4 separate regions of the Mus musculus genome follow, and all the other regions are linked to region 1. A link is a loop called in an ENCODE intact Hi-C map of the cell type or tissue named here. Cell type or tissue: left cerebral cortex. All regions are shown on one strand. Links, peaks and the distances in the headings refer to the core of each region. The heading gives the core; the rest is flanking DNA. Region 1 holds the start of Zfp385b (zinc finger protein 385B). Region 2 overlaps Zfp385b (zinc finger protein 385B). Region 3 overlaps Cwc22 (CWC22 spliceosome-associated protein). Region 4 holds the start of Gm35431 (a long non-coding RNA gene).

Region 1 (8,160 bases), core at 1,457-6,456:
TTGATTGGCTTTAGCCCACATATGCTGTTTTTATTTTTAAATTCCATTTCCCATTATAAACACAGAAATGTAAATGCTCTGCGCATTCATATTTATTACCAAAATAAAATGCTCTCTCAGGTCCAGGGATTTCAATCCTTTTTATTTGTTGATGATATAACTGTCTTTATTAAAGAGCTAAGTCATTTTTCATAAAGTAGGTGAAAAAAAGTCTAGCCATCCTTCTGTATCAGTTTATACGTATTTTAATCTATCTCTGCAATTTACGAGATCATAGAGTTGATATGGCACCAAATGAATCAAATACCAAAGGGTGGTTGAATTTTTATTAGTATATATGCCTTCCCCATTTTTTCATTGCCTTCTGAGAAATATGCTCATAAATTTCTTTTCAAACTGATCACACTGGGCTGAAATTCTTGAAGCTGAACGGGGAGAGAGGAAAATGTTGACTAGGCAAACCCTTAGTGGATCCGGGCCTTCAAGCTGCAGCCCTCTGATTGGCAGGGTGAACAGTCTCTGCCTTTCCCAGAATGGAGCTGCACCTGGCAACATCCCAGCAGACAGCATCTCACATATGGTTCACCATGACCAAGTCAACTTACCTCACCATAAAGAAATCAAGACCCAGCGAAATGAAGTAACCCCTCCAAACGCTCTCCTGGCTGATGACCCAAAAGCCAGAGTTTGCCTTAGAAAAATACTACGTCTACTCAGCCACCACCATATTACAGCCATCTTACCCCCTCCCCTACCCCCCGGAAGCTACAGCTTTCCACTCAGGCTGGGGATTTGAATTGCTCTGGGAGATTTTTTTTAATATTTATAAGCATTTTTATTGTTTTAGTTCCTTGAAGTGATTTTTAGTGTGTACCTAAGGACTGCAAAACCTGAACTGGAAATCCAGGGAACAGGCCTTTTCTGAAGAAACACAAGTATGTCAGGTCTAGTAATGCCAGCTGTTTGAGAGGATGAGGCGGGAGGATTCCAGGCTCAAAGCCAGTCTATGAAACTTAGTGACCCTGTCTCAAAACAAAAATACATACATACATACATACATACATACACACATACATACACACACATATACATACATACATACATACATACATACATACATACTTACACACATACACATATACACATACACACAAACACACATACACACATACATAGGTAAAAGGTGTGAGCTGCTAAACCTGGAACCCTGAATTGGATCGTTGCAACCCATGTGGTATAATGGAAGAAGAGAAACCACTTCTACAAGTTGCCCTCTAACTTCCACATGCCCATGCACATGCATATGTGTGAGTATGTATATACACATATACACAATTAGATTAATTAAATGTAATAAAAATAATAACAAGATTCTAAAAATTAAATGCGGCTCAGCAGTAGAGCACTTACTTAGCCTGATTCAGATCCCAATACAAAAGAAAAGAAAGGTTTTTAAGAAAGCAATGAATTGCTTCCAACAATCGAAGCTCTAGCTGTTTAGCTGGAACAGGACCGTGGTGCAAGACCACAGGCAGAGACACACAGCAGCTTGAGCAGAAGAGCAAGCCTCATCTCCTTGCTCAGCCCAGCAGGTGCCTTCCACTCCAAGGGAAGGAAGATACCACATGGTGTCTGCCTTGGTCCTGAAGGAGACCCAAGAAGCTTGGCCACCCACATCTTCTACTGACAGGTGATGGATGACAGCTTTGTCTTGGGTCTCATACTAGTGACCGAGGTAGAAAGAGAGATTGAGTCTCCTGCACCCTGAAAAACTCTGGACATGGTAGAAAAAAAAATGGGTGGGTACAGAGTTAGCTGAGGCACCCAGAGAGAATTCTAAGGGATGGCAGGGAGGTAGAGGGAGAGAGAGCATGTGCAGAAAGATAAGAGCAGAGCAAAAAAAAAAAAAAATTTAAAAATGTAAGCAGAGTAAGAAAGAGCTGGAGCCAGAGCCAGAATGTGCAATACCAGGAAAATGAGCAGTGTGGAACAAAGCACTATTATTTGGCTGGAGAAAAATACAATGGGGTCAAATCTAAATGCAATAGTGTTGCGGGGGAAAATCACAGGGCAACAGAGGGAAATGCCCACCCTCCCACCCAGCCTTGGGAAATGCCAGCACCTTGGACTTTCCTAATATGAAGTAATACTGAAGCAAGCATACACTGCAGTGCAGTCACCAAGAAGAGCACTTGTCACTGCTGGAACCGCCCCCCCCCCCCCCCCCCGCCCCAAGCCTGCTTAGTATCACCTCTTGCCCTTCTGCTGAACATTTCAGGAACAGCTTCTTCCACACTACCATGGGAGTATTTTACAGATGCAGAATTTCGGGCCTCATCCAAGTCCCTGCTCAACCACAATCTGCATTTAATAAGGTTTTTGAATGGTTTATGTGCATATTCAAGTTTATGAAGCACGGGCTCTACTATAAGAACGGAGCTGAAGTGTTTAAATAATATAAGTTAAATAAGGTGAGACTACAGAACCAGGAAGAACGTAATCCACCTAGTTAATTTATCTACTGGCTTGCCACCAGAGGCCAGGACCTGGGTTAGGTATTTCAGGGAGTGAGGAACTAAGGTTGGGTTAGGTGCCCTTGAGTACCACAGCACCCTTGAGTACAGTGTGGGGAAAACACATAACAGACTTCACTTCTGAGAAGTGAAATCCAAGGTAATAGAACTTGGGGAGAGTCAAAGCCATAGTTCAAAGGGAGATCACGACTCTCAGACAGGGGTACATGGCAACAGGGAGAAGAGAGGTCTGCTCCAGGCAGAGGGGGACTGCATGAGCACAGAGGAGCAGTGCAGAGGCATGCTGTGTGTTGAGAGAAAGCCACTGACTTCAGCACAGGGCAAGTCAGACTGTTGCCAGGAAGCACCGGACTGCACTTCAGAGGGCTAAACAGAGGCAGCCCAAGCCAGTAGGATTCCTGGGGCCCTGTTTATACCATGTAGGACTCCATTTTAGCAGTAGATTCCAACATTATTTTCTCAGTATATCACTGAACATCGGCAGATGTTTATAAGAGTCTCAGCCAAGGCTGTGGCTAGCACACGGCAGATTCACTCAATAAACGAGTCAATGAGGTCAGAGTACAGCTCACCAGCAGAGGACCTCGCTCTTAGAGCAGAGGTATACGCTACGGGGGCATTACAGAAGCGTTGACCAGTGAGGAAGTTTTCCTACGGCTTAGCCTCCAAAAGCAAGCATGAAATTCACTAGGAATGGAAGAGACAAGAGATGGCAAGTGAGTCCAGAAGCCAGCGTGGTAACATCTAGAAAAACGGAGGCAGACACGCTGTGGATAAGAAAGTGATGCTGTCAAGAGGCCTTGTGGAGACGGAAATGGTGGGACTGTCTGTGCACTGCATGTGGAAAGCAATGGTATGGGAGGAGGAGGCTCTGGGTGCTTGGGAGAATTGTGGAAACTGACACCAAGGCGCCCCTGCTCATTTAAAAGAAAGACAGTGATTAGAGTTTATGCTTAGATTTAGAAAGCAGGTGGTGGACTTGAGGCACCTGAGAGCAATGCAAGGCCTTCAAAGGGTTTCACAGGGCAAATATGATGTCTGGGAGGGAAAGCAAAAGTATGTCATCTTAAGAAGAAATGATCTAAATTAATAAAGGACAACACCAGATGAAATCTACAAAATGCAAAAGGAAGATAACCCAAAAAGTAAAGAAAACTAAGAGAAACCCATAGAGGAAGAACAGAAGGAGGTGGGGAAGGGAGAGGAAGAGAAGGAGGGGGAGAGAGAAAGAGAGAGGGAGAGAGAGAGACTATGAAGAATAGAAGATCATACTAAGATCTATGTGGAACAAGAGACAGAAATGGAGAAATGGTGATAGCAACAGTAATAAAATAGTGTGCAGAGGGGACAACAATAACAAAACCAAGCAAACAGAAGGCAGGGAAGTTCAGCATGCGTTGTCCTTTAGATCTAAGTAGAAGCTTGAAAGCCTTAGAAAGCCAATTTAGCTCTTTGTTTCCATGAACAAAGATTTTTCACATGAATTCACTCCTGTGATATGTTAGTTAATTGTTCTTTTTAACTATATATAATATATAATGATATGATATGTAAGCTTAATTAATATAAAATATCATATTCACATATGTCATTGGGCAGTAGCATCTTCAAACTCAGATGGAAGAAAAAGAAAACAGAGTTGGGATGTCTTGTTTATGGTACCCGACAGCACCCAGCATCATTCTATGTAGCTTTTCATCTCTAAGAGATGTTTGCTTTGATAGATCCTCTCTACTCCCAGAGCCAGGACATTCGATCATCATACAATAGTCCCACTCTGGAAGAAGGATCTTCCAACTGCTGTCAGCTCTCATTATCTGCTGTGCTTGGGTGCCAGGCACTAACCACACTTCTGTCTCTAATTTGACTGAGATGGAAATGCCTCCGTTTGGTTTCTTTCTGCCTCAGTCCAAAGAGACAGGCTGTTTTCTTTGGTCCTGGGAATCTATATACTGTTAAAATGCTGTAAGCTATCAACATTGTTTTTCTTTCCCTTAATGTCAATGGATTCTAATGCTTATAGAGCTCCTTTTCAATGATTTACCTAATAACCATAACATAATATTATGCAAATGAGATGCTTCAGGGATGATACTGCACCACACTGATACCTACCACCAGCACTATTCCAGCAAGGGCGGCGATCCTCCCCTGTTTGGGAGAGTTCACCTTTCCAAAAGCATTTACTACAAATGCGCCCACGAGAGGTCAAGGAGACGGACAAGAACAGCTTATTTGATTTGTGGTTTCACCTTAAACCTCCTCAAATCACTTTCAGAAACAAGTAAAGGTGTAAACGATAAATCCGCAAAAACTTGATTACTGAAAAATACAGAATCCGAGCAAGCAAGGCTTTGAGCACATAAACATATTTTCACCTTCCATATCTTAAGTAGCCAAACCTACAAGCCGGTATTTTACATTCTAAGGACATTCAACTATGACAGGAAAGGACAACCCGTATCAAAGCATGCATGACATTAAAATAAGATTGAAGGATTCTGGAAACAGGCAAAAGCAGACCCTGAAACACTAAAGGGAGTTATCTGGAGCCTAAATGTTTGAGATGCTGCACAGTAACTTTCTGGAAAACTGCCTCTTCATTTAATAAATATATTTCTCAGTCCTTCCCAAGCTGTATGGACGCTGCCAGTCTACCCGACAACACAAATGTTTTTGCCCCATTTGGAGCATCTATTTTGCCTATATTTTGCTTCATTGTGACAAAGTTTGCAATAGCCTCTGTGTGCTGCTCATCAGATAAGCAAAACCGGAGAGAACCGCCAACCTCCTTTCTAGATGAAAATGTTTCCAAATCCAGGAACTTTTGAGGTCATTCCAAAATTATTTGTGCTCATGGGGGCGGGGGCATTTTCTTTTCCTTGAAGGACCCAGGACACTCGCCATCTGAGTGATCTCCAGAGCCATAGGAAGCAAAGCATGAGAGACCTCCGTCTAGTCTTCTCCTCATCCCAAGGCCAGCACACAGCAGAGGCAAAGCAGATGGTCCTCCCCCTCCCGTTTCTCTCCTCCCTTCCGCTGTCCCGCAGAGTCCTCCCACCCTGAGCTGACACCTTCACCAGCTCTTGCTAACCCAGGCTGCCCTTCCCAGCTCCCAACAAGTGCAAACTTTGAGCATCTGCTCTCGAGCCGCACCATTCACCTTTCTGCTGGTCTTTTCTCTGCAGAATGCCCTTGGGACCCTAAGCTTCCACAGTCATCCTGCCCTCACACCTCGGTACCCAAATTATTCATTTCCCTCTGGCAAAAAGGGAGTCTGCAAAACCCCCCGGAGTTCCCGGGAGGGGAGAGGCACTGCCACTGACCCCCTGCGAGGCTTTCCTTGTCCCCCCCGTCTATCTCTATGCTCCCTTCCCACCCTGGCTTCTCCGAGCCCACCCTGGGGACTCCTTGCCCGACGAACTCCTACGTCCTACTCCTACGTCCTACTCCTTGACTCGAGGGGCTAGGGGGAGCCTCGACTCTGCGGCCGGGGCAGCGGCCAGGCGCCTGCCTCTACAAGTGGGGCGGCGGGACGCAGCGCAAACTCCGTCCCTCGCCTGGGCGGAGGCGGTGGGGAGAGGCGCGGACGCGGCGCGGGGCTGCTCGCCCCAGGCTTACCTCTGCGCGCGGGCGGCGGGCGGCGGGCGCGCGGGGCAGCCGCTCCTGAGGCCGGGGGGATGTGGCCGGCGCCTGGGAGGCGGCGCTCCCGCCAGGGCTGCGCTGGAGCTCCGCGCAGACGCTCTCCCGCGGTCTGCGGCAGCCCGGGGCGGTGGCACCGGCGACAGCTCTGCGCCGCGGGCCCCCGGAACTGTCCGACCCAGCGGGAGCGCGGGCTGAGCGGCCGCTCGCGGTCTCCACGCTCGGCGCCTGCGCGCCTGGCCTCGCCCAGGTGAGGGGCGTGTGCCGAGTCCGCGCGGGCCACGGGGACAGGCGTGAGGACCTGCGAGGCGCTCGGCGCGGGATGCTGCGGCTGGGGTGGGGAACGCCGTGGAGACGCCCCGGGGGCGGCGCAGCCTGGAAGGCCGCCTGGTCACCGGGTCCCACGCGCCCCTCAGCCTCCAGCAGGGGTCGGGGGTGGGGGGATTCCCCAAGGCGGGACGCAAACCTCGCGCGCGCGGGGGCCGACGTGTCACCTACTGGCCGAGCGGACTAAAACTCTTCTTGGAGATGCTCGCCACCAAGTATGGGCTCTGCCCCCGCGTGCAGCTCCCGGCTGGCGGGCGACACAGATCAGCCTCCGCGGGGACCCAGGGCTTCGCAGCCCAGCAAGGACCTGCGAGGCTCGTGCGCAGGGGAGGGGCTCGCCTGCTCCTACTGCCAGACCTCGCTGATTGAAGTTTCAAAAACTAAACCGTGTCAGGGGTTCCCCCGGTGTAAGCCATCTTCTGAAAATAGTGTAGACACAGCCAGGGCGCTTATTTCTGCGACGGAGAGCACTTCAAAGAAAACACTGGGGGGAAGGAAACATAATTTGAAGGGCTCAGTCTTCTAAGATGACTTCTTCGGGAAGAAATTCAAGAGTAACAAATGACAAGGGAACTGTGGAAGGCAGCAAAGACTGAAAAAAAAAAACAGATGACTCGACTTTAAAATATTTTTCTTTGGATCTTGTCTTAGATGATTGACACAAAGGCCATAAATAATTAATCCGGCAGCTGTTAATGTCTTGGCATAGTGTCCGGAGTAAATATCTTCGAGTCCAGCCAAAGCTAGTGCTGCTTCCGGGGTGGGTTTGAGATCTGATGAATGCACACTCACTGCATTCTGGAGCCTTCCGAAGGAGCAGCTTGCTTTTTTTTTTAAATCCACCTTGGAATGTCAGCTTATTGCAGGCGCCAGCACCTGAGGTAACCAGCGTGAGAAGGGACATTAATCTGACTGATGGTCTTTATATTTTTAGAATCCAAACATCTTCTAGCTGGCCTGGCTCGCTCTACTAAATACAGACCCAAACTGGTATGTTTATTATTACTGCTACCTCTATTCAAAATAACTACGGGAGGCAAGCTGCAAAATTCATAACCCCAAAAAGAACATGAAGAACTGTAATTGTTTGTAGAGTCCCTTTTTAAAGTTATAGCCGTAACATATCTTCCTGCCCATGAAGGTTATATTGAAAGTAAGCATTTTATGAGTCCTGAGAATGGAGTTCTGGCAAACGGAGAGCAGCAGGAAATTCTATGATCAAGGCATCCAGCTTCCAGGCCCTTGCACTTGAGAGTTGAAAGCAGCGAGGTTGCCTTAGCCAATACTACCGACCACAAGAATTAGCACTCCCAGAAATCTAAGGTGCAGGGGGTGAGGGTGCTTCGGAGGCCTCCACCCAACACTTTTAACTGTTCTTGGAGGGGAAGAAAATGAGCAAGCCCTATGGACTGAACACCTGTGAGAAGTGTTCCCCATGGCTTGCACAGTTTAGCAGGATTTGCAGTTTTTATGTCCTGCAATCTGCAACTACATCCTCCTCTCCTCTCTGTCTATTTTTAATCACTTATAGCTGAGATGTATGGTAGAAAATAATTTGAGGGTTGCAATTCCTAACAATAGCTGAAAGAAGCATAAAATATTTGCAGACGAGTCTCAAATTATTTTTAACCTGTGACCTAAGAGATAAAGAACTATG
Region 2 (8,160 bases), core at 1,531-6,530, 59 kb before region 1:
CCACACCTTTCCCACTATGCTGGGAATGTCTCATACTTCAAGGCAAAATGAACCCTTTCTCTACAAAACTACCTTCTCCTGCGAGTGGCTTCGAACAAGGAAAGAGTCAGCACTCAGGTGATTTCCTCTAAACCTGCTTCCCACCTTAATTTGTAAAATAAAGGAGAGTTGATGATTGGGCAGATAAAAGGGAAGGTGGAACAGAAGGTGGAAGAGAAAAAGGAGAAAATGGAAGAGGGAGACACAGAGGTGGAGGAGGAGGAGGAGGAGGAGGAAGAAGAGGAAGAGGAAGAGGAAGGAGAAGGAAGAAGAAGAAGAAGAGGAGGAGGAGGAGGAGGAGGAGGAGGAGGAGGAGGAGGAGGAGGAGGAGGAGAAGGAGAAGGAGAAGGAGAAGAAGAAGAAGAAGAAGAAGAAGAAGAAGAAGAAGAAGAAGAAGAAGAAGAAGAAGAAGAAGAAGAAGAAGAAGAAGAAGAAGAAAAGAAGAAGAAGAAGAAGAAGAAAAGAAGAAGAAGAAGAAGAAGAAGAAGAAGAAGAAGAAGAAGAAGAAGAAGAAGAAGAAGAAGAAGAAGAAGAAGAAGAAGAAGAAGAAGAAGAAGAAGAAAAGAAGAAGAAGAAAAGAAGAAGAAAAGAAGAAGAAGAAGAAGAAGAAGAAGAAGAAGAAGAAGAAGAAGAAGAAGAAGAAGAAGAAAAGAAGAAGAAGAAGAAGAAGAAGAAGAAGAAGAAGAAGAAGAAGAAGAAGAAGAAGAAGAAGAAGAAGAAGAAGAAGAAGAAGAAGAAGAAAAAAAGTGGAACAGAAGCAGATGGCCTGGAGAAACCTCAAGTTCTAAGGGGTCTCAGAGATGTGGAAGATGGTAGTGTAGGGCAGATCTGCCCAATCTAGGCACACAGCATGTATTCATATTAACTGAGTTGTGTTTTCATTGCCGGGGCCTATTTGGGTTGGAGATTTACCGCAACATAAACTAATACACAGGGGATTATAAATCTTGTATAAGCAAATAGCTATCCTTGTTTCCTTCAAGATCATAAAGTATAAATAACATCTCTATATTTAAAGGTCTAGAAGGGAATCTCAGTTTCATTCGCTTCCTTTGTTTCTAGGGTTAAGCAATCTTAATAGCATTGCTAGGGCTGTTGCTGTGAGTTGTCTCTGTGCAGTGCTTTGCAATAATGAAGCAGCAGTGCTCTTGCTCTGTTTTGGCAAACTTTAATCAAGGATACGTGTTTTACTTGTAGTATTATATGTATGATTGAGCTAGCATTACATTCTTATTTGGAATAATTGTATTTCAGCTTCAGGAGGAATCCCTAATCTAGCTAACATTCTGCGACCTTCACTGTGTCTGGAAGTTGGTCAACAGCTATGTAGCGAGCAAGAAGCACGGCTAGGCATGAAGGAAGTTTTTGCATTTCAACTGAAGAACAGATGGCTATAGACAATACCAATTCATTTCCTTTGTTTCCCATTGAGACAGAAACTATGGAAGGTTAATTTGGTTGCCCTTGCTGAGAATGTGAAGAAATACATTCACCCAAAACAATTAAATCTGGAGAAAAGTTGGAGCAATTATCTGAACAACCATTGGCCACCTAGGAATTGCATGTATTTTAAAAATTAAATTAATGGGGCTGGAGAGATGGCTCAGTTGTTAAGAGCACCGACTGCTCTTCCAGAGGTCCTGAGTTCAATGCTCAAGCAACCACATGGTGGCTCACAACCATCTGAAATGAGATCCAATGCCCTCTCTGATGTGTCTGAAGACAGAGACAGTGTATTCACATGCACAAAATAAATAAAATCATTTTATAAAGAGATTACCAAAGCAAAGGGGAGGGGGTAGGAGGGGGATGGTTGGGGGATTGTGGATGGGTAATTGGGAAGAGGGATATCATTTGAAAAGTTAAATGGATAAAATAATTTAAATTTTTTATTCTAAAAATAAGAGATTACATTTATTTTTAAAAAATTAATTAATATTTTTATACATGCTAGTGCTAGGCAAGTGTTCTACCAGAGTGCTATGTCCCGGACACTTAGATTGTTTTTACTTTAAGTTATTCATTCCTGGGAAGGTATACAAGTTGGCTCCATCCCAAAGAAGTGGAAAACAAGATGTCTTTATCAGTCAAAGCTTTGCAAATCACTCTAATTTAGCGTGTGTTCTACAGCCAATCAATGAACCTCTTCAAGCACAAAGCCTACCCCAGTCATTCTCCAGGCTGCTACTTTATCTAAAAAGGTGCAAATGGCATGAATTGTAGTCACTCCAAGAAATAAGGAGGACTGTGTTTTGCAAAAGACTTTGCCAACTTGGGGTTTTAAATTTGCACCTCCAGAGAGGACTTAAATAAGATGCTCTGATGGCTCACAGAGGACTTGAACTTTCATCTTTGAAAAGGTTTCCTAATCTCCCCTGGATCCTCAATGAGGGCACTCTCCCCCTGGGGCATCATGAGTGTTTTATCTGAGGATTGTTTCATATTACTGAAGATGTCATTCCCTACTCGCTGTAGGTTTCCCTCCTCCTTTGTGCACATGCATAGCAATGAGCCCCTCACATTGGGAGCCACTGCCCACCCCAGCCCACCAGCAGCACCACCAGTGAACACACTGTGCCAAGGAGAGCCTCTGAACAATTAGGGTGAGCCCCAACCCCTGAGCTGAGCTTCTGCTTGCTCCCTGTCTTGTGAGGAAGGGGAACAACTTGCCTCCTTAAAGAATCAGATAGTGGCTAGGATGGCTTTGGAGCAGGCTGAGTAGTTGGAGAGCCTCTCATTTAGCCAAAATGCAAATTACAATGTTCCCCCAAAAGACTTTAATCTGGGCAAAGAACTGATCAAGAAAATGGGAGAGGGGGAAGTGTAAATAAAACAGGGGATTCTGTTGCTTTAAAACTCCACCCCTTGTAAACTGCTGGAGCTGAGCAGAGAAGGGAAAGCTTGGAGCCCAAAGGGCAACTTTGCCGATGCAATGGCAGAGATCAACGTATTCCATCCCAGCATTTCAGGAAAACTGAAGGCAGTAAAGTACAATTTCTTCATAGAACTCTGGTAAGTTCTAAGAATCACAGGTAATACGTGTGAAATGACTGGAGCATCTATCTGTTACATATATTCCTGGTCTGTACAATTTTCATGGGTGTCTCACCTAAAATTATCTATCACTCCCTGGACCCACGTTATCTGGACGCAATTCCAGAGATAATATTTTATCCATAAATCTTTCAGTATGCCTCTAAAGCATGTGGATTTTTCCAACATGGTATAATGAGGCGATGCTGTCACACACTTTGAAGGGAAGTAATAACTCCTTAATATCATCAGATATGCAGTCAGTGTTCGTCCCCCAGCTGTTGTAGGCATACATTTTCCTAGATATTTGTCCACTTGACATATGAATAAAGTCTAAGTCAGTTGATATCTCTGAGACTATTTTAGTCTATAATTGCTCCTCACCTTTTCCCCTCTCTCCGTTTACTTGTGGGTGAGGCAGCTTGTTGGTACTTCAGAGCTCCCCGGGGCTGGGTTGTGCTGATTGCAGCCCCATGGTGCCTTCTAACGCCCTGCTTTGTTTTCCTTTTCTCTCTGAAAACTGGCAGGCAGATCAAGGCTTTGTCACACTGTTGTCACACTGGGATGTAATTTTCCACACTGATTGATCGCAGGGAGGCACACGAAGACTTTTGTCTCTCTTTTCATGACAATATACTTGATGGTCATTACCAGAAGCCATTATTGCAAAATGGTAATATTCTAATTCTGTCATTCACTCTTCATTGACTAGGGAGAAGATGCCTACAAGGAGAGAAAACCACCTCACCAAGTCTTAGTGATCCTGGGGTACAGGTCCTGTGTGAAAGACGATAAAATGGCGGTTTCCCCTTTAGTTATTACCAAATGCTGAGAAGATTCTTTTGAAAACTAGTGGCCACTCATGTATTCATCTTTTAGTGTCATTAAAAATGAGGATTTTTTGCTGGGCGGTGGTGGCACATGCCTTTAATCGTAGCACTTGGGAGGCAGAGGCAGGCGCATTTCTGAGTTCGAGGCCAGCCTGGTCTACAGAGTGAGTTCCAGGACAGCCGGGGCTACACACACACACACACACACACACACACACACACACACACACACACAAAACCTGTCTTGAAAAATAATAATAATAATAAATAAAAATGAGGATTTTTAGCACATCTTATTACTTTTGTCTTTGATTTATAATTAATTAATGTCCAATTTGCAGTATCTTTCAGTCTGAATAACATACCTAGATCTTGTCTCCCAAAATACCAATTAAGTAATTAAACTAGTTATTTCTGTTAAACTCCCAAATTTTCCCATATTGATATGTAAACAGTTCTAAACTGCATGCAAATTTCCTTTCTTCTTTTCTTTTAAGCAGTGCCTATCTTTTTAAACGTTTGTAATAGGAACTTTATGTGGAAGTAGCTTGGATTCAGAAGAGCCAAAGAGAAATGTGAGCTAAGGGCTGAGCAGCTGTATCACTTCACTGTGTGGATCTTGTGTTTGCTCATCCTCGAGAGGAAATGATCCTGACACGGCGTTGTGCTATGTGAAACTGGAATAACTATCCAAAAGCAGTGTGGGAACCCCAAAGGGCTCTGCAAATGTAAAGCATAATATTCATGGAATTAAATATCTGGTTTGCTAAAATCCAATCTTAAAGCTTTAATTTGTTAGTTTAAAATGGAGGCACCACGATCGTGAACAAGAACTCTGCAATTATTGGAGCTGTGGTTGGAACCCGTTTGCCTGAAGAGAACTCAGTTATAAATATCTGTCTTTGGACTTGACATTCAATTCTGAGATGAATCAAACATGTTTCAGAATTTTAATCTGACATCCAAGAGCTAAAACTCTGAAAGCAGATAAAGCATTTTCTGAGAAAAAAAGCAACTTGTTAATCTCAAGTGCCTTTTTAATTCCAGCAGTGATTATTCAATGTAGAAAATACAACTTCAGATAGAAACTCATTTCTGAAAATTTATCTCCAATGCTTATGCATAATCTAAGTTAGAGAAGAAATGCGTCTATATTTTATAAGAAAAATAAAGCTAACATTCATCTTTTTTTCTTATAAAACTTTTTAAGCAATCATAAACCACAAAGAAATGATGTATCGCCCAAGCTCCAATGTGGAAGACTAAATAAAGCACTAAAGCAAGAGGATAAATACGAGGCTTGCAGCACCACATGGAAAGGTGTCAGCTCTCAGCCATTCAAACTATCCACTCCTTCCAATAAACTCCAAGTGTGACTTCTACTCATAACCAACGGTGTAATGTGTAAATGTGCCTGATTGCTTTTAACCAGAGATCTGTCTGAAGGATTAAACTTTAAACGGCCATACCTAAGCTTATAAGCAAACGTCAAAACCAAGACTACATATAGCTCAAATTTCGCACTTATCTGTCATGTGTGTTTCCATCTAAATCCCGCGTGCTGTTAGCACTAACATCTCTAACCAACCAGCCGTGTCCTCTCCTATCACTGGGCTGGAAGAAGAGCAGAATTTGGCTATGAATTGTTTCAAATGCACACAAAGACAGGGGAGGCACTGGTATCTGGTACCAGACTCAACACCAGGCACCGGTCCTGTTTACACTGCCTTGCCTCCACAGAAGCCCTTCAGAGCTGACCACAGATTTGAGGCGGAGTTCCACATAGAGCTGAGACATGCTCTTACATGACCAAGGTTGCTACTTTCACCTAACAACCACCGGTTCGGTGCTTTCCTTTCTTACCTAGTGCATAGTGAAGGTTCTCAGGTCCTTCAAAAATCACTGTGGATTCAAACTAGCATCCCAACGGCACACGTTTCTTTCGCAGGAAATCCCTCCTTTTCTTTTAAAATGTATATCTTCAGACCCTAATTTTTTTTTTGCTATTTACTGTTGTTTTTAATTTTTATTAGATATTTTCTTCATTTACGTTTCAAATGCTATCCCAAAAGTCCCCTATACCCTCATCCCCGCCCTGCTCCCCAACCCACCCACTCTGGCTTCCTGGCTCTGGCGTTCCCCTGTACCTGGGGCATATAATCTTTGCAAGACCAAGGGCCTCTCCTCCCAATGATGGCCGACTAGGCCATCTTCTGCTACATATGCAGTTAGAGACACGAGCTCTGGGGGGTACTGGTTAGTTCATATTGCTGTTCCACCTATAGGATTACAGACCCCTTCAGCTCCTTTGGTACTTTCTCCAGCTCTTCCACTGGGGCCCTCTGACCCTAATTTTTACTAGGGGTTTTTGTGCTTATCATCTGGCTTAATCTCAGAATATTTTCAAATATTCCCAATGCCTTGACCTTCTGAGCCATCTCAAGGTCCCTAAGAATACCTTTAGTGTGCTAGAATCGTAGTGATTGGAACAGGAGCATTCTCCTGCAGAGCATGGAACTGCTGCTCAGAAGCTGTTCTGTTAACCTGGACCAGAGACAGTGTCAGGAATTAAAATGGCTCCATTACACTCTCCCACCTCAATATGTACTCCCAAAGACAATCTGATCAGCGGGCATATTTGTTGACAAATATTCCCTCCCCTAGCAAAGCTCCTAACTCCCTTCTTTGCACAAGAGACCAGGTCACATTTTTAGAATATCACTTCTGGCATTTGCACCACTACATGGTAAATCCCAACAGGACAGAAATTGTGCTTTATTGAATTTTGCATCTCTAGAGTGTAGCACAATGGCATATTTAAAAAACCCTGGGAGGAAAGTGCAGCAAAATGAATGGCTCACACATCCCACAGTGAGAGCAGGACTCAGGAGGCAGGGATGTCATTATTCCCCCCCAGAGAAGTCTTCCAATACATCTGTAGTGAAATCTCAGCACCATAGAACAAGAGGGATGGAAAGTGGTGAGACGCAAAATTATAGAGCATCTGAAGGAAAGAGAGGGAAAGGTCACGGGAGGGGAGAATCTGGGGGAAGAAATCATATACTTTCAAGTAAGAAATTGCTCTGACATACTGAAATGCAAAGGAAACCAAATTGTAGTTAATAAGAGGCCTTGGGCCCATCATTCTGTCTTTGCATGGGGAAAAAAATCTCGGGCTGATTGGCAGTTAAGACATTTTTCAGTATTGTCGGGACTGAGATTACCCAATTCAATCCATGTTTAACCGTCTTCATTGTGCAGAACGCTGAAATCACATACACTTCAGCTTAAGCTCCGCTCTTCTTCTTCTAGCGTGAGAGGTGAGCAGCTGGCTGCCATACTGAGCAGAGACCCTGCGAACACACACTGCTCATCCCAACCTTTAAAATATGCAGCCCTCTTCACACCCTTCTCTTTTGCATCCCGTTGGGAATGTTCCATTATGTAATTGAAATCATCTCTGCCGCCACCCCCAGCCCCCACCCGACACATTCCTTAACGTCACCCCTCCAAGCCCCTTCTGCTGCTGAGTTGCTCTTGTTTCACTGACAACATCAACCGCGTCCCCACTCTGAAATTCACATCCTGTTTTTACGTCGTCATAAGAGAAAGGCTTATTTTAGATAATAATTTACCTTACATTTCATTCCTTGTTTTGAAGTGCCCCGTGATAAAATTAAAACAGTCTCAATCAGAATCAAGCGACCAACTTTTTTAAACAGCCTCCATCTGTCTTGGGAAAATCTGCCTTGCTAGAGATGTGTAGATGAATTTTAGCACAAATTAAACCTTACAAAAATCACTCCTAAAGTATTTTCTATGAGTGGTCCATGCTCTGCCCTTACATCACCCTCTGATCATGAAAAACAGCACAGCCATTTTGAAGCTGAATGCCCTCAATGCGAACAGTCCTTCTCATACACTGCAAATCTGTAGACCAGGTCCTGAAGGCAAAGTGACTGGGCTCAGGGAAGGCGTCTGGTAAGTGTTCCCCATGAAGTTCCGCTGTCTGTTTTAAGGTTTGCTATTCTGCTGCCCTTCACTGCCAACCAAACGCCTTAGCAGACAAACCTCTGGATCATGGGGCTAAACACTTCTAGCCTTAGAAACCAACACCAAATAAGAACCCACAGCTAACCCTTAATTACAGAGTCCTACTCATGAGCATTTTACAACAGTGACGCAATTAATTTAATTTTGGAATGCTCTATCGAGAGGAATGCTTTTATTGTCCATGTGTCACAGATGAAGAAACAGA
Region 3 (8,160 bases), core at 1,753-6,752, 92 kb after region 1:
TGGGCTGTAGCCACCTCCTCCCGGGAGCATCTGCTGACCCAGGGTTGCTGCTGAGGGAAAAAAAGCCAAAAGAAAACAGAGCTCTAGTAGCCTCACAGACACAAATGTGAGCTACTTAACTTCAAATATATACATCCAACACAGACACACACGTGAGCGCACGCACGCACACACACACACACACACACACACACACACACACACACACACACACACACGCACACACACACACACACAGAGAGAGAGAGAGAGAGAGAGAGAGAGAGAGAGAGAGAGAGAGAGAGAGAGGGAGGAGAATACAGTACAGCTAAACCCTAAAACATAAGAAGTTAACTCAAAAAGGCGGGAAAAGCCAGATTTGAACAAAAGAGAAAACATCCAAATGGCCAATAACAATGTTATGCTCAGTTTTATTAGTGATGGAGAAAATGCAAATTAAAATGAAAGCTGTAAGGCAGTATCATCAACAGGATGGTTAAAAATCATACAGTAGTGACTCTATAGCTACATAACTAAAAAGAAATGGACAATGGACACATGGGCATTCCTCAAGTTAAGATGAGATTATGTCTTGAAGATGACATGTCATAAAAATGTTTTTAATAGGGCTGGAGAGATGGCTCAGCGGTTAAGAGCACTGACTATTCTTCCAGAGGTCCTGAGTTCAATTCCCAGCAACCACATGGTGGCTCACAACCATTTGTAATGGGATCTGATGCCCTCCTCTGGTGTGTCTGAAAAGAGCAATAATGTACTCATATACATAAAATAAATAAATCAATAAAAAATGTTTTTTATACCCCCAACCCCCAAAAAACACAATTTAGTACAGCCTTCCTTAAGCATGCCCACAATACCTGTTAGTCTTTAGGTAGAAATCACACAAGAGTTACTCACACATAGGAGCTCAGGAAGAGAGAAAAATTCAGACTTCTAAGTACTATTTCTGTTGACTCTACTATACAGCTTTTGTATCATTGTAAAGTTGAAAAACCAAGAATACAAGCTAATGATATATATACACATATGTATATATGAGTATATATACATACATACATATATTATATGCACACGTATATGTATAAATATGTGCACACACACATACATACACACACACACAAAACAAAAATGCAGTTCAAGGCTAGCCTGGACTGTGTAGTGAGGAAGATACTATATATGTAAATTCATTAAAAGATGCACATAGGACATCAGACATGAATATGTACAGCAACTAATGTAGGTGGATCAATATAAATGTAAGACTATTTTGTGAACATAACAATGAAGGAAACATTAGATACAAAGAAGTTCATAATTAATAATTATAAAATTAAAACATGCATGAAGTATAAGTCTCTAAACCCAGCACTTGAGAAGTAGGGGCAGAGAGGATCAGGTTCAAGGCTAGCCCCTGCCAGACAGTAAATGAACAGAAAATCTAGAATGCATATAAAACTCCAAAAAACAAATGAAACAAGACATCCAACAACAAACAAGCCAGGCAAACATTGGGCAAGATGACGCTTATAGCAGGACTGCTGAAAACCCAGCACTCGGAAGGCTGGGGCTCACAGAGACTGCAGTTCAAGATCAAACTGGGCTGCACAGTGAGGAGAAGACTAGCTTTAATTATGTTGTAAGACCTTGTGTCAGCAAAACAAGAGGCAAGACTAAGTGATGGACTTACAAATCAGAATCTGGGGAAAGCTAGGTACGGCAAAGCCCCCAGTGAGCCGTCCAATGAGTACAATGATGTCAAGTAGCCACATAAAGCTTGACTACAACTAAAACCCACATGCCTTGTAATAAAGCCTCAGGAGGGCCCTGTAAACACATGGACATCCCTGGAATCGCAGCTGCCAATGAATTAGCCCTGTCTAAGAGGCTTCTGAAACAGATATAACACTGCAGACTGTCAGTGACACATGACCATCTCCAATAATAAATGTTTTAAATAGATGGCAAAAATAAGTAAGCAGCAATCGAGCCCTGCAATTGTTAGAAATGAGCAGGGTAATACCTGAATGAGCCGTGATACCTGAGGTAGAGCTCTGAGTGCTGGAGGAGGAGGAGGAGTCGCTCGCATCACTAGAGGACTCTGAGCTGCTCTCGCTGCTGTCAGATTCTGAGTCAGAGGAATCAGACGCCGAGGAAGACTCTGAAGATGAAGATGTCAGGGCTGGTTTCTTTTGTTCAGCTTCTGGTTTCTGGGCTACGATGACCTTGGGCGTATTTTTCAGATGTTCTCGCAGTTCATCCCTAACACAGATGTAATGTGTTACACTATGTATACCAGGCACTTGACATAATGTTGTAACTAAAGATAAAATTCTGCAAATGATCCTTACGTCAATCCTCCGAGACCTATGGAAGTGAAGAAGTTGATGGCAAACCGGGTATTGCGTGGGTTGTCTCTGGGTAACAGACCTTCAAAGAATGGCTGGAGAGTTCTGAAACGGAAAAAGGAATGAAGGAAATGGAGAAAGTGCAAATGAAAGCGCCTATAGCCACCTATCAGAATTTCTACCTGTTAAATCAGTAAGTGAAATATAAGAAAGTGGTTTATGCATTTATACATAAGGCTCCCTAAATATAATAGGTAATGAGGAACAAGTCACTGAAGTTCGTCTCTTTAAAAAAAATGCCTTTGCAGTGTGTGTGTGTGTGTGTGTGTGTGCGTGTGTGCGTGTGTGTGTGTGCGTGTGTGTGCGCGCGTGTGTGTGCGTGTGTGCGTGTGTGCGTGTGTGTGTGTGTGTGTGTGTGTGTGTGCGCGCGCGCAGGTAAGAGGACATGTGGGAGGTGGTTCTTCCCTTCCACCTGTGGCTGTCAGGGACTCAGCTTATTTCAGACTTGGTGTCCTTTAATCACGGAGACATCTCACTGGCCCTTAAAGTTGATTTCTGTAATTACACAACAGATTTGGAAACTTTTTACACACTAAGATAGAGATGGCAAATAACATATGTACATGGTTATATGCACACAAGTATGTAGTGTGGGCATGCACAGAAAAATGTAAAGGCCTTCCATAGCTTTTCTTTTTATGTACATATGTATGCACATCTAAACTGTGTAGAAGCACTGGAAAAGCGTAGGAAGGAGGCAGCGAGTGTTTCACAGAAAAGGGTAAATTATTGGAAGACTGACTAAGTTTGTTAGACACATCAGAGACAGCCTCTGTTGTCACTGTGGTAAGGACACAGGCATCACTACAAGTTTCATGATGCTGGTGTGACTAGTGCATCTTCCTGAGGAGGGAGATGAGCCTGATAAAGTACACACATTACATGGAACCAAAGTGGAGAAATGAGATACTGGAATAACATGTGACAGGAGCAGAATGGATTAGAAGCCAATCGTAGTGATAACGAGCAATCGGGAAGGTGAAATGGAAGTTTTGTGACAGTCCTGGAAAAAAGCCCAGAAAGGCATGTGTCGTCTCAGGCCTGGAGGCATGTGGCATGCTCACCTTACCCAAAGTCCCAGAGGGCTTTGCCCCGTCAGAGTACAGCTGTATGTGCTACTGTGGGGGAAGCACATAGACAGGAACTCTAAACTTAAACGGTTAGGAGTCAACTTACTCATCCTTCAACCTCGCATTCAGTTTAGGAAGACCCATGTATTCACACAGTTCCTGGAAGAAGATCTTGACAAAAATTCGACTAGACGATGTCGTGGTCTCTTCACTCAGTTTTATACATTCGAGAACCTGAAAATGAAAGGAGAGGATGAAAAAACATTTGTTTGTTTTGTTTTGAAAGACAAGGTCCAGTAGCCAAGCAGTTTACACTCTCTCAGAAGAACTAGGACTTTCCATCTCAGAGCAGCACCTCTGAGCACGTCCCTCATGCAGACATGGATTCTTTCTTGGCAAAGCATAAGACTTCTCTATATTAATTTCCCAATGCTAACACGGTACAGAAATAGGTTTCGTTCTTTTTCTTGAGGGAGGTGCTTTTTATAGCTGAGAAGATATCCTGTCTTGAGTGTGTAACATCAAAGTAAAGACTGCTCGCAAACACCCCTAAGCAGACTGTGGTGTGCACAAGGGACGAGGCAAAGTGCCACCAAGAGCATTAGCTATAGTAAGTTAGCACACATACACACACACAAATAAAAACAAACACAAAATGACGGATGATGTATCCTGAAAACTAAGTTTACAGCTTTTACAAACTAACTTGTGAACACAGACTTTAAAAGCAAAACAGAAGAAAAAAAGCCATGTAGCTTTTATGGACTGTGTGTTCTGGAAGCCTATTTTTAGCCAATTGTTTAAAACTTGGCTTCTTTTCTAGAACAGGCGAAATGAAGCAAAGGGTTATTGTGACTAGCTGCTAGGTTGGTTTAAAAGTGCCAGTTGAATAGAGTTGGATATACTTAGTCTTTAAGTACTGTATATAGACTTATCTGATACTCCTAAGAGCAGGGGTGGAGACTCACTCCACCATCAGTTTGTGGTATTTTACATCGTAATCTTCTTCTTTTCCTTTGGGATGTGATTTCTCTTTATTAAAATTCTTCTAGCAACTTTACTTCACTTAGACTATATGACTATTTATGGCATATGATTTCCGTAGACTTAACTTTTCTCTTACATGGTAACTTTCCTGACATAAATACATGGTAACATTCCTAAAATAAATCCTTTGTCCATTACCAAGAATTGTGACTGGACATGCAGGTGATAGCTACCTAACAGCATTTGAAAGAACAGTAATTCCATAATAAATATGGAATTAATGCTCAATTTGGTATACATTTCCCCACTAAGAATAGCTTTCTTTATTCTAAGTATGATCCCAGGATCTCCTTTCCATTGCTTAAATAAAAGTGTCTACTTATTACAGGCTCCTAGGACAATCCTTTTTCTTGAGTCTAAATTAGAGGAACTTTGAAAAAGTTATTCTTTCAGGAAATATGGACAGTAATTCTGAGGCACAAGTGCCACCAAAATAGGAATATGTGTCTTTGTTAATAAAGTATGGACAAATATGCACACAGATGTCAAGCATGCAAATCCATATTTTCCCTGAAAATATTGCCAGTCATCACTACTGAAAAGCAACGTGGGTTTGGCTGCTATGTATAACCCACAACAGGATCTCTTACACATGCATATTGTCTGACTTGGCCTTCTAATTCCATGAATGTGTTTCAAAGATAGCAGTTGCAGTCAAAGTGCACTACACATTCATTTTAACTCATGTTTACTGATAGGATAAGTGTGGTCATACCATAATTAATGCATATTTGACAATAACAGGGGTTAGGAATAAAGAGCAAACACTGATCCGATTACTTACACTCCACGGAAGTGAATCTGTGTATAAAAGGTGAGCAAACATTTTAGCAACATTTCTCAATTTGTTTGTCTCTAAGCGATGGATGGTGTCGTACTGTTCCTTGAATATACTTTCAAATGATTCCATGTATTCCTTTTTCAGCATACAAAACCGCTATAGGGAAGAAAACTGAAAGTCAACCCCAGCAGAAACCGAATGTCAATACAACTGAACTTACTATTCCTAAATTACTAAGTTAAATGTTTGTAAACACCTTCAAGAGACATCTATCACCCTATCTTTCTGTGGTAAATGTTCAAAAAAGTTACAGAAAGTTTCTCTCTATCTAGATTTATATGTTAAAATAAAGCTATACATTTAGTTGATCCTAAACAGATACATTTTGCATTATATATATCTGCCTTGGAAAGTTTATAGATATACTTTAGGGACCAGAAAGATGGGCCAAAGCTTAGTATTTTACATGCTCTTGCAGAGGACCTAAGCTAAGTTTCCAGCAGCCACGTCGGGCAGCTTCAACCAGCCAGGAACTCCTGCTCCAGAGAGACCCCTCCCTCACCTCTAGCCTGTCGACACAGGTACTTGCACTCACATGCATGTGCCTGACACATACAAAGACACAATTCAAAATGACACAGACATTTCTTTTTTTTTTTTTTTTTTTTAAGGTCACATTTACCCTATGCTGTCTAAACAGATTCCTGAGTTTAGACCATTTAGTTGTTTTATATTGGGAAATTGTTGCAAAATAGTTATAATTTCAAGAAATTGTAGAAAAATGGTAACAAATTTAATGTGCTGCAAAATGAAGTGGGAAAGGAAACTGAAAGAGAGAACAATGTGCTCCCAGGGTAAAAACGAAAACACGTTGTTAACTAAGGATAGACCAGGCCACAAAATACAATCATTAATTCACTATACTATTGTTAGGAATTCTTTTGGGATTTTTATGAAATCCTGACATGACAATCAAGGCTGTAACTCACCCCAGCTAACAAGCCAAAAAATTTTTCATAGGTCCTTTGTTGGGCACAGCAATCAAGTATCATGTTGCAGAGTTCTTTCTGTTTGGAAAGGAAATTTGCATTAATGACTCAGGACACAATGGAACTATGTTATATGACAATTTACAACGACAATAGTGACTGTATTTTCAAACTAGACTTTTAAAATTTTTGAAAACCTTGAGAAATTATTTTTAAAAACTCAATGTCAAGTTTATCACTTTTAAAAAGCCTTTAGACTGGCTGATATCACCTAAAGCTATTTATGATAATTTGATTTCTAAATCAAAAGTATGAATCATTTCTAAACAATTTAGGGCACGAACCAGGTCAAATCATGACATGATTCTTTCTTTGAAGACTTCTGTGTGGAATTCTTTTACATTTATTTTCACCAACCCAAATACCTAAGATTGAGATTAAACTTATACTTAGATAGTTAGTAACAAAACACAAGTATTGACAGAAGGACAAATGGCCACTTTTTCAATGTAAGTGACCTTCTAGTTGATTTTTAAAAATGTAAAAAAATAAAAATAAAAGAAAGGAACAGGTTTATGATTCAATTTTCTAAGTCTTGAAATAAATGTTTGACTACAGCCTACCTACAAGGGGATGACCATTCTATGTGTAAGTCCACAGAAGAATGGACACTATATACAGACCTATCTACAGAGGGAAATCTAAGGATGAATGGGTCAATCCTATAACTGCTGAAATATATTGTTCAACCAGCTATTTAACTGCTTTGAAAAACCTTTCTGTGAAAATGTTAGCACTAATGAATAAACTCCTGATAAGAAAATCTACAATCACAAATGGCTGACATCTAATTAACTGACAAGTATGGTTTAATAATTCCTGAAATAATTCTAAGGGAGCAGACAGCAATTCCATGAGGAAATGATTCAGGTAATGTAGCAAGCAGAGACAGAATGAGGCCACTGTATAAGTACCTTTTTCTATAAATCTCTTATTAGAATGTCTACATTTTTACAAACACATTAGCTAGAACACATTCATTCTCTAAGTACAAACGAGCCTATACAATTAAATGTGTATTCCTTCAGTTAAGTTTTTATTTTTAAAATTTCAATTAACTATTCTGAAATTTTGTTACAGTCACTAAGGTATGATCTAAGTACAAATTGTTAGGAGTTTTTTTTTTTTAAATGTAAATAAGCATTTATATCTATGTAAGCAAACAATTTGTGTCAGAGACCCCAGAGTTCAGATGCTGAACAACAGGATAGACGGGAACCTGCAATGGCTAACATGATAGGCATTAGCTACCAGCAGCTATTTAAATTATTTAAAACTATTCTTTCCTTAGTCACAGTATGCATATTTTGCATAACCAACAGCTGTATGTGCCTAGTTGCTGCTGCCCTAACCAGGTCAGCATTGACTATGTCCTCACTGAAGAGTTCTATTGCACAGTGTTGCTCTAGAAACAGATGGTTTAGCATGGAGCAGCCTTGCCAGAGGCATCCCTTTAAAACATCAGAGTGCTTTCAGACACAAAGAAAGAAAGAAAGAAAGAAGCAAACCAGTCACAAGTTAATCCAATTGAGTAACATGTTTATGGATGTGTTAAGTTCTAGAAAGATACACTTTGTCAAAATTTCATCTGGTACTGAAAACTGAAAGCCTTTCTAAATTATGCCATTAGATTAACTTGATATATAATATAAAATTCACTTTCAATTTTTCCTACTAGTATTGTGTTGTCCAATATGTTAATCATATTTTCACAAAATGCAGTAACAAGCCAATGCCATGCTGTCAGAACCACTCACAGGGTGAGCCACTCTTTTCCCTAGACTATGCACGACGATAAGCACTGTTAC
Region 4 (8,160 bases), core at 1,290-6,289, 45 kb before region 1:
AACTAAACCAAGTGTGCTATCAGTAGTAAGTCACAAGACAGGCATAATAATTAAAACAGTGGAATGATATCATGGGGCAGATATTTAAATGAAGAACCAAATGGTCTCCAGACAGAGACTTCCACAGAAGAGAGTTGGCGATATTTGATAAGGAGCGCCAGATACCAACTCATCACCTAGTAAGTAATGTCAAAGCACAGGCTCGGTATTTTAAATGCTGACTATTTAGGGAGATAAACAGTTTCACGTAGAAACTGCATTTTAATTTTAAAATGTAACATATTATGTGCGTTTGTAGATGTTAGTGCCTGCATGTGTATACAGCTGCCCTCGGTGGCCAGGGGCTTCAGTGCGGGTGGTGAGCACTGCCCTGCGTTCTCTGGAGGAACATGCACGCTCTTATCAGCTGAGCTGTCTCTCTAGTATACCCTCCACCCCCAAATTGTCGTAAAGGTCGCTGTTTTATAAAGGCATGCTTTAATCACAGGGAAAAATGATTTTTAAAACAAAAGCAGATCTTAAAAATGTAAATAACATCTACTTTTATAGTTACCAAGTCTAAGTGTGAGAAACTCACCAAATTTAAAATGCATGAGAAAATAAAAAGAAAACATGGGTTTCACCACCACCAAGGAAAACTTTGGTTGTATTTTATGTGACTTAAGCATGTGTATATGTCAATATTCCATTTGATTATTATATAAAATGAAGCATGTTTCCTTTGTGATTTGAAGTTTTTGTTTGTATTCAGCATTTTTTTCCATTTCAATCAGTATAAATACCTGCTATCATTATCATTTCTACAGCCTACAAAATGTTTCAATTATTTAATAGAAAACCCTGCAACTAAAACCAAAGATTATAAAAAGTTTCTCTTTGAACTACTTAGCTCTAAAAGCCAGTCTTGGAGCTCCTCCCATAACCCCTAATTTTAATAGTTTTTTAAAAATTGCTATATTAATTGATAGTGCTGATTCAGTAAAGTCATTTAATACCTGGAAAGTTCTGACCAGCTAATCACGTTTATATTGTTTCCATATATGTGTGCAGCATGTATTTCTATATACATGCATTTGTTTTGCATTTTTTGAAACTTAATGATGTTATTAGGCTTTGGAAAGTGTTATTAGTTGCTGCTTTTTAAAGTTACCCCTCCCTGATCTTTGATCTATAGTCTATTTGGAACTTTTCAAACTGGCTCCTAGGAGTCCTTCATTACATTATTTATAAATTAATTTCTATGTATCCTGAATGTTTCCCCTGCTTGTCATCTGTATGTACCTGCAAGTTTTTACATGACTGCTTCCCAGTTAGTCACAATTCTCATGACATGTCCCTGGGCCCCCTACCTTTATAAATATCCACTGAAACTCATTCATGTGCTCTTCTGTATGTTAGCCTTTGAATCCACACTTGATGGTTAATCTTCACTGTCCACTGGACTGAGAGACACCTAGAGGATTAATAGAGCTGAGCTCTGAGTATATTTGTGATGGCAGATTCGGAGATGATTAACCCCTTGGTGGACTCCTACAACAATGGCATTGTAGGGAGATAGTTGTGATGGTTTGAATAGAAATGCCCCCAAAGACTCATGTGTTTGAACGCTTGTTCCATAGGAAGTGGCACTACTAAGAGGTTTGAGTAGACGTAGCCTTGGAGGAAGTATGTCACTGTGGGGGCGGGCTTTGAGGTCTCACACGTATACAAGTTCCACCTAGTGCGGCACACAGTCTCTCCTTGCTACCTGAGGACCAAGATGTAGAACACTCAGCTTCTTCTTCAGACCATGTCTGCCTGGATGCTGCCATGCTTCTCACCATGATGATGGTGGACTAAAGCTCTGAACCTGTAAGCCAACCCCAATTAACTGTTTTTCTTTATAAGAGTTGCCTTGGTCATGGTGTCTGTTCACAGCAGTAAAACCCTAACTAAGGCAGTAGTAAGAGGCAGGAGATGAGGCCTACTTGAAGGATGAAGGTCCCTGGGGTCATGTCCCATATTGTATTATTGTATCACTTCCTATATCTCTGTTTCTGCTCCTTGTCCATCACGAGCTGAACGCTCTCTTCCATGTGCTTCTAGCACATGATGTTCTTCCTAAGGACAGTGGGCCGGGCTCTCAGAAACCGTGTGAGCCATAATAACTAGTTCTTCCTTTAAAACGTTTCTCTCAGGTTTCCTGTCCCAGTGATAAGAAATGGACCAATGCACTTAATAACCTGGAGACACATTTAAGCATGGGGTATGGAATTTAATTCGAACAGTGTTTCCAATTTTGAGTGTTTGTCCCCATCCCATTCTTTACAATCATCGCACACCAGTTCCACAAGTCTGGTTCAGCCTCTTTAGGGGCTATGACTCCCACACTAATTTAATTTTAAATTGTTTGATTGCCTAAGACCTTTAAGTCAATGGAAGTATAAAAGTAAAAGGCTACAAATTATAAATATGTATATATCTATATTATATATATATTAAATATTACAGGCAAGTGGTTGTCAAAAGGCACGTGTTGAATTCTGGAAGTCAGCAAAAGCTGTAAGCACATTTCATTTCAGTGGAGGGCATGGAAGACGGGTAAAGGACACGAAGGGAAATCCATTAGAAAGGAAAATAAATGACCCCTGCAAACATGGAAAAGTAATGTGTGTCCTTTAGTGATCAAGTATGTTTAAGCAGTGACACTAAACTGCCCAATTAGCAAAGAGGGTTTCAAAAGCAATGTCTTAGGAAGTCCTCAACACTGAAGAGACTCTGAGAACACGCTTCAAGTTCCCAGCAAGCACAGAACGTGGCAGAATCATTTTATTAAAAGAAAGCAGTATCTAGCCAAGAGTCATGAAACCATACAGATCTTCTGACTCAGCAATCTTCTTCTGCTAGGAACTGGAAAATAATCTTAAATATAGTAAGAGATTTATGTACAAAGATATTCACCCTAGCTTTATTTATATCAAAAATAGAAACTAGGTAGAAAAATCCAATAAGGGAATGAACATATAAGTCATACCACAAGCAGTGTCACACAATCCAGCTTTTAAAGCAGTTATTTTCAAACTATCCAGTGGCATGTGGAGAGCATTGCAATGTGATACTAGAGAAATAGAAGGGAAGTTTCTAAGGTCCAGATACACTTGGATCTTTATCAAAAATACACAGAGAAATAGCTGAGCGTAAACACAAATAATGATCGTCTCTGAGAAGTCAGATCATCAACGGTCACTGCAGTCTGCATTCCTCATTTCCTTTCAAATGCTCTGCCACATCACTATTGTTTTGATGGGAATACAAACTGCCTGTGGTCGTAAGATGGAAAAAATGTGACTAATATGTTAATGAGCACATGAAAAACAGGCCGCCTGCGAGCTTGAGAGCTGAACAGTGGGTGTCACAGCGATGCGATGTGTAGGGATGGGACCATCTCAGGGCAGCCACAGAGAGCTTTACAAGAAGGCCGTCTTCCCTTTGGTACTTGCAGGAGGACGGCACAGAACGGGGGATGGATACAGGTGGGCTGTTCCACAGCTTCTAAGAGCAGAACGCTGGACCTTACAGGCATGTACTTCTACAACACTCGCTGTGTACAGGCTCGTCGGCTGAGACCAAGGCGAGCACAGATGAATGACGGTGATTAAGAGAGGGAAATGGAGGGGGGGGGTTTAATTAAAATCGCTGAAAAAATTGTCCTATTTGTCTTTCTAAATACAAATTTCATGGAGATATGAAATTGTAGCTAAGGAGTGCACTGAGTTGGTAAAGTGCCAGTCTCAGTAGTGCAACTTAGAACCCCAATACTACAGAGGCAGAGACAGGAAGACCCCTGGGCTCCCTGGCCAGTCAGTCTAGCCTGCTGGGAGAATCTGAGCCAAAGTGAGAAGCCCTGTATCATAAATCAAAGTGGGTACAGCCTGAGGAAGGACACCCAAGGTTATCCTCTGACCGCCATATGCAGGTGCACCTACACACAGGTGCACATAAACATGAACATGTGTGTGCACGTGTATGTGCATACAGATTATCAAATCTTTCAGTTTGGGAACTCAAAAGCAATTATTATCCTATTTACCATAAAACTATTCTATTAGCAAAACTATGTCATTTTTTTTGTCATTTACTTGATTTGCTGACTTAGACTCTTCTTCACCCCAAATTTCTCAAACATGAATATCTTCTACACTGGAGAATCAGGGGCCAACTCCCAGTCTTAGGATTATTTGCTACCTTATCAGTCTATGACACAAGTAGAAATCACTCTGTTTCGTGAACATAACTCATTTGCTTCTGGGTTGTTGCCATTGGTACTTCTACTGTATCCACCTCACACTCCTCTGTTAGTTAGTGCCCTCCATGCCTGACTGTGAGTTTTAAAGTCCTCTGAGGCGTAGTCTCTAAACATCTTCCCCACATTCTCTCATCCAGGCTCATGACTTAAACACACTGACAATTTATAAAGCACATGCAGGTATGCACACACATAAGCCTGCAGTCTCAATAAAGCACACATCATACATGCAGGCGTGCACACACACGGGCCTGCAATATCAATCTCTTGCCTAAACTTGAACCCATAAGGAGTTTCCCACTGTGTTTTAATTATTACCGAATGGTTGATAAGCAAACCCCTATGTACTCTTCCTCCTGAGTTAAAACACAGCTAGCAGGTAACTCCTCCCATCTGAATATTCTATTTGGAGGCTTGACATCATCCACAGGTCTCCGGACATGCCTGTTAGGAATGGAGCTGTATGTTTTATATATCCAATGTCCAAGAAAACTCCAGGACATAACTGCTCCCCACCACTTCCAGGTTACTGCTAGCCACTGGTCCTCGATGACAGCTTGCCCACCAGTGCTGTCCCTACCTGTCTATGCCCTCCATAGTAGCCAGACAAATTCTTAAAAATGGGTAGGTCAGATCACATCCATGCCTTCTGTTCTGACTCTCTGACACACTATTCTCTTCAAAAATGAAAGCCAAAGTCCTATCAGCCATAAAGCCTCCCATGGCATGCAGCCAGTAGGACAGCATCCTCTGCTCAGGTCTCCAGATGGGACAGAAACACTTTCTCTGAGACAACAAACAGAAGCTCCCTCAAGTAGAAATGTCTGCCTATCTTCTATGTTCAACTATGAAGATCAAGATAGGGGCCCGGGTAAAATAACCTTGAGCAATTACCATTCCTTCCAGGATATAACGGGCTGTGTTCTAAGGGCCGTTCCCTCGCATCGCTGCTGTTTTTACAATCAGTGCACTAACAGACTATGTGATTTATGGGAGATTTCCTCCCCTTTATTCATTAGTAACAATGTCGCAGAAGGATGAGCACAAGATTCCCTTGAAGAGAGAGGCTTGGCACATGATGTGTTCCAGACGGTGCTTTTCAAGCCTTCACACAAAAATGGAATTTTCACTGTCAAGGGCAGTGGACACCTCAGCTCTGTTGAAAGTAGAGGAATGCACACTTGCCACTAGGCATTCACGAGTAGAAACCGTCTCTCAATTCCATCAGGGCAGCCAATGACACGCTTTCAGCCCCAGTCTCTCATTGAGGTGCTAAGGTATACTACTGCCTCGTTACACGCTATTTCTTTTTTAATATTTTATTTTTAATATGTGTATAGGTTGTGGGGGTGTTGTGAATGTGCACGTGGTGCCCACAGAGGCAAGAAGGCACCTTCTAGAGCTGGAATATCAGACTGCCATGAGACAGCTGTGCTGGGAACCCAATTCAAGTCCCCTCCTGACCTACTTCACCAGCCACACATGCTTTTCAAACTAGCCAGTGCCAACCACTGAATGCAAATACACAAGAACATGGTCTGTCCTATGACAAAGCAAAGATGTTTTCAAACCTCATGTAGCCTTTGCCTAGCTTTCCTCTAACCCCACAGCCTCACAAATAGGATGAAAAGTAACTTTCTTGTCTACTTGCTTCATGTGTTAGAGAAAGAGGGGTTCCCAAAGATAAGAATGTAATAAGAAACGAGGCCTCACCAAGACCATCAGTCTCATCCCAAATATAACTGCACGAAGTAAGTAGGATGAACTAACCACTTCTAAGTCCAAGATCAAGACAAAATAATCAGAGCTCCATTATAAAACAGTGTGTGTGTGTGTGTGGGAGAGAGAGAGAGAGAGAGAGAGAGAGAGAGAGAGAGAGAGAGAGAGAGAGAGAGAGAGAGAGAGAGAGAGCAAGAGAGCGCTTAAACTTTGCTGTGTGGCTGGTCTTTCTTTTCCTATCCCCCTCCCCACCGTGCGTGCGTGTGTGTGTGTGTGTGTGTGTGTGTGTGTGTGTGTGTGTGTGTGTGTTGTAGCATACTGTGACAGTTTGAATGGATCCACCTGGGTATGTTGGCATGACTGTGTGTGTGCCTACATCGTTATGTGCACATGTTGCCTTGAGTGTATCTGTGTGTACATGAGAAAGTATGTGTATGCTACACACATTTTTACTCTGTATGCTCTGGGGGAATCACTTGTATGTGCCAGCCTGAAAAGGCAAGAACTTATTGGGAAAAGACAGAGGCCTGTGTATGTGTGTGAAGATTAAAGGAGCATGTGTGTGACTCGGTCCTCATGTATTGGAAGAACCTAGGAGTCTTCCAAATCTCTGACTCCTGTGTGTTGAAAGAGCTTTCTGAAAATTATGACAGTACACTTTTACTAAAACCTGCCTTTCCTTCTGCATGCCTCCAAAACATCTACTATAAATCATACGTGAAGAATGCACCACAATGATCTGGTATCCAGTTCTGGACTTCAGTCAAATGCTAAATGTTCATATGCAAGCAAGATGCTTTTTTCTCTTTCAGCTTGAAACGGCCTGCTCTAATTATTCTCCCTCACTAAATGGCTCTTTAAATAAGTATTACAATTGATCACAGTATATTGATTAAACATTTCATTTTAAATTCAAGTTCAACTGAAGTAATTTTTGACTAATTAGGGCTAAATCTCTTGATAGTATGAGTTGCACATAAACATAAAACACACTGTGAGCCGAAGTGTTTGAACATTTAGAACGAAGTGCCATGAAACACAGGCATGGCATGTAGACGGATGTCTTGTATTTCAGTGTGTACAGTACCCCTCAGGTCAGTTCATTTTGTCTTGTTCTCCAGAGCTGAGTGAGAGAGACAGATCACACTACAGCCCCTCACCATTGAATGCCTAAAGGAAAGGATGGTGCTTTTAGCTATTCTTACTTCTGAGGAAGAGCAATTCGCTTTGGCTCATGGTCTCCGAGATCTCAGTTCACGGTCACTTAACTGCACATCGCTGGGGATCCTTTTTCCCATTGGTTCTTAGTCCCTTTGGACTTGGGACTTAAAAGGAACCAAGAAGTTGAGCAAAGTGGAAGGTGGGCTGATGGCTTTCTGTCTGTCGTGGTCAGCGATGAGCTGGTGCTATCCAGAAACCAAGGACACGCCAAAGGCAACGGCTGCATTCATTCTGTCCATGCCAATAGCAGATGCTGGAATCTTTAAGGGCCTTGCATAAAGGCCCTCTTCACTCCATCTTCTCTTCAACCACATTATCCTATCTCCTATCACCACAAGTCCTATCATTTTCTTGTGACCTCACTGAAGTAAGGGTAGGGCTGATACCTCATCTATGTTACATCCGCCCTAACTCCAGCTGTGTCTTTGCTGCTCTTTTTACGACTAAACCAATTCTTATGGGTAACCAGTTTGAAGCTCACAAAAAGACAAAGCCCAGAAGTGGAGGAAACACCATCAGATGTTCAGGCCTTGACAGTAATGCTGGCTGATAGCTCTTATCTGCTATAGTCTTTTCACCTGTCCTTCCTTGTACCCACCCAAAATTGTGGAACTGTATTGATATATTATGCCTATATACTTTGTACTGTTAAACTTACATTCATTTATTGGAGGGCAGGTAGGTGCATAGCAGGTACATGCTATGACACTTGAGTGGCGGTCAGAAGACAACTCATGAGGGTCCTTTCTCTCCTTCTACTAGGCAGATCCCTAGAAATAACCTTAGGATATCATGTTTAGCAGCAAGCACCTTTACCCACTGAGCTATCTGACTGTCTCTAATTATTTTTAGAAGAAAGTAATAACAATCACTTAGCATTATAAATACCTATTGGTGCATTTTTATGCAGTATATAATTTTGACATGTAATTCTA

Evidence for each region. Peaks named below come from ENCODE experiments on the same cell type or tissue, not always from the same donor. Only the 100,000 strongest peaks of a DNase experiment are listed, where the experiment ranks them.
Region 2: it touches region 1 in a loop (2.0-fold over the local background); 3 of 42 quality-filtered maps call a loop at or near these places.
Region 3: a loop joins it to region 1, with 2.2 times the contacts of the local background. A loop is called at or near these places in 2 of 42 quality-filtered maps.
Region 4: it touches region 1 in a loop (2.5-fold over the local background); 3 of 42 quality-filtered maps call a loop at or near these places.

Annotation. Positions count from the first base shown.
Region 1 is chr2:77,810,397-77,818,556 of GRCm38, forward strand. It overlaps Zfp385b (zinc finger protein 385B), which reads right to left and starts at 6,420. Exons shown (of 10, transcript NM_178723.6): 1 at 6,156-6,420. In left cerebral cortex, for the core only: no CTCF peak of the experiment used is centred there; DNase peaks (open chromatin) are centred at 3,316, 4,423, 4,696, 5,558 and 1 more place; H3K4me3 peaks cover 2,249 bases; H3K27ac peaks cover 2,004 bases.
Region 2 is chr2:77,751,274-77,759,433 of GRCm38, forward strand. All of the region lies in intron 1 of Zfp385b (zinc finger protein 385B), which reads right to left. Among named protein-coding and RNA genes, the nearest start is that of Gm35431, 9.9 kb to the right of the region's middle. In left cerebral cortex, for the core only: no CTCF peak of the experiment used is centred there; DNase peaks (open chromatin) are centred at 4,641 and 5,425; H3K27ac peaks cover 1,146 bases.
Region 3 is chr2:77,901,776-77,909,935 of GRCm38, forward strand. Cwc22 (CWC22 spliceosome-associated protein) reads right to left here. Exons shown (of 20, transcript NM_001362658.1): 15 at 6,293-6,370; 16 at 5,307-5,459; 17 at 3,582-3,709; 18 at 2,349-2,450; 19 at 2,021-2,259. Among named protein-coding and RNA genes, the nearest start is that of Cwc22, 40 kb to the right of the region's middle. In left cerebral cortex, for the core only: no CTCF peak of the experiment used is centred there; a DNase peak (open chromatin) is centred at 4,009.
Region 4 is chr2:77,765,248-77,773,407 of GRCm38, forward strand. All of the region lies in intron 1 of Zfp385b (zinc finger protein 385B), which reads right to left. It overlaps Gm35431 (a long non-coding RNA gene), which reads left to right and starts at 15. Exons shown (of 3, transcript XR_001783384.2): 1 at 15-179. In left cerebral cortex, for the core only: no CTCF peak of the experiment used is centred there; a DNase peak (open chromatin) is centred at 3,404; H3K4me3 peaks cover 189 bases; H3K27ac peaks cover 1,181 bases.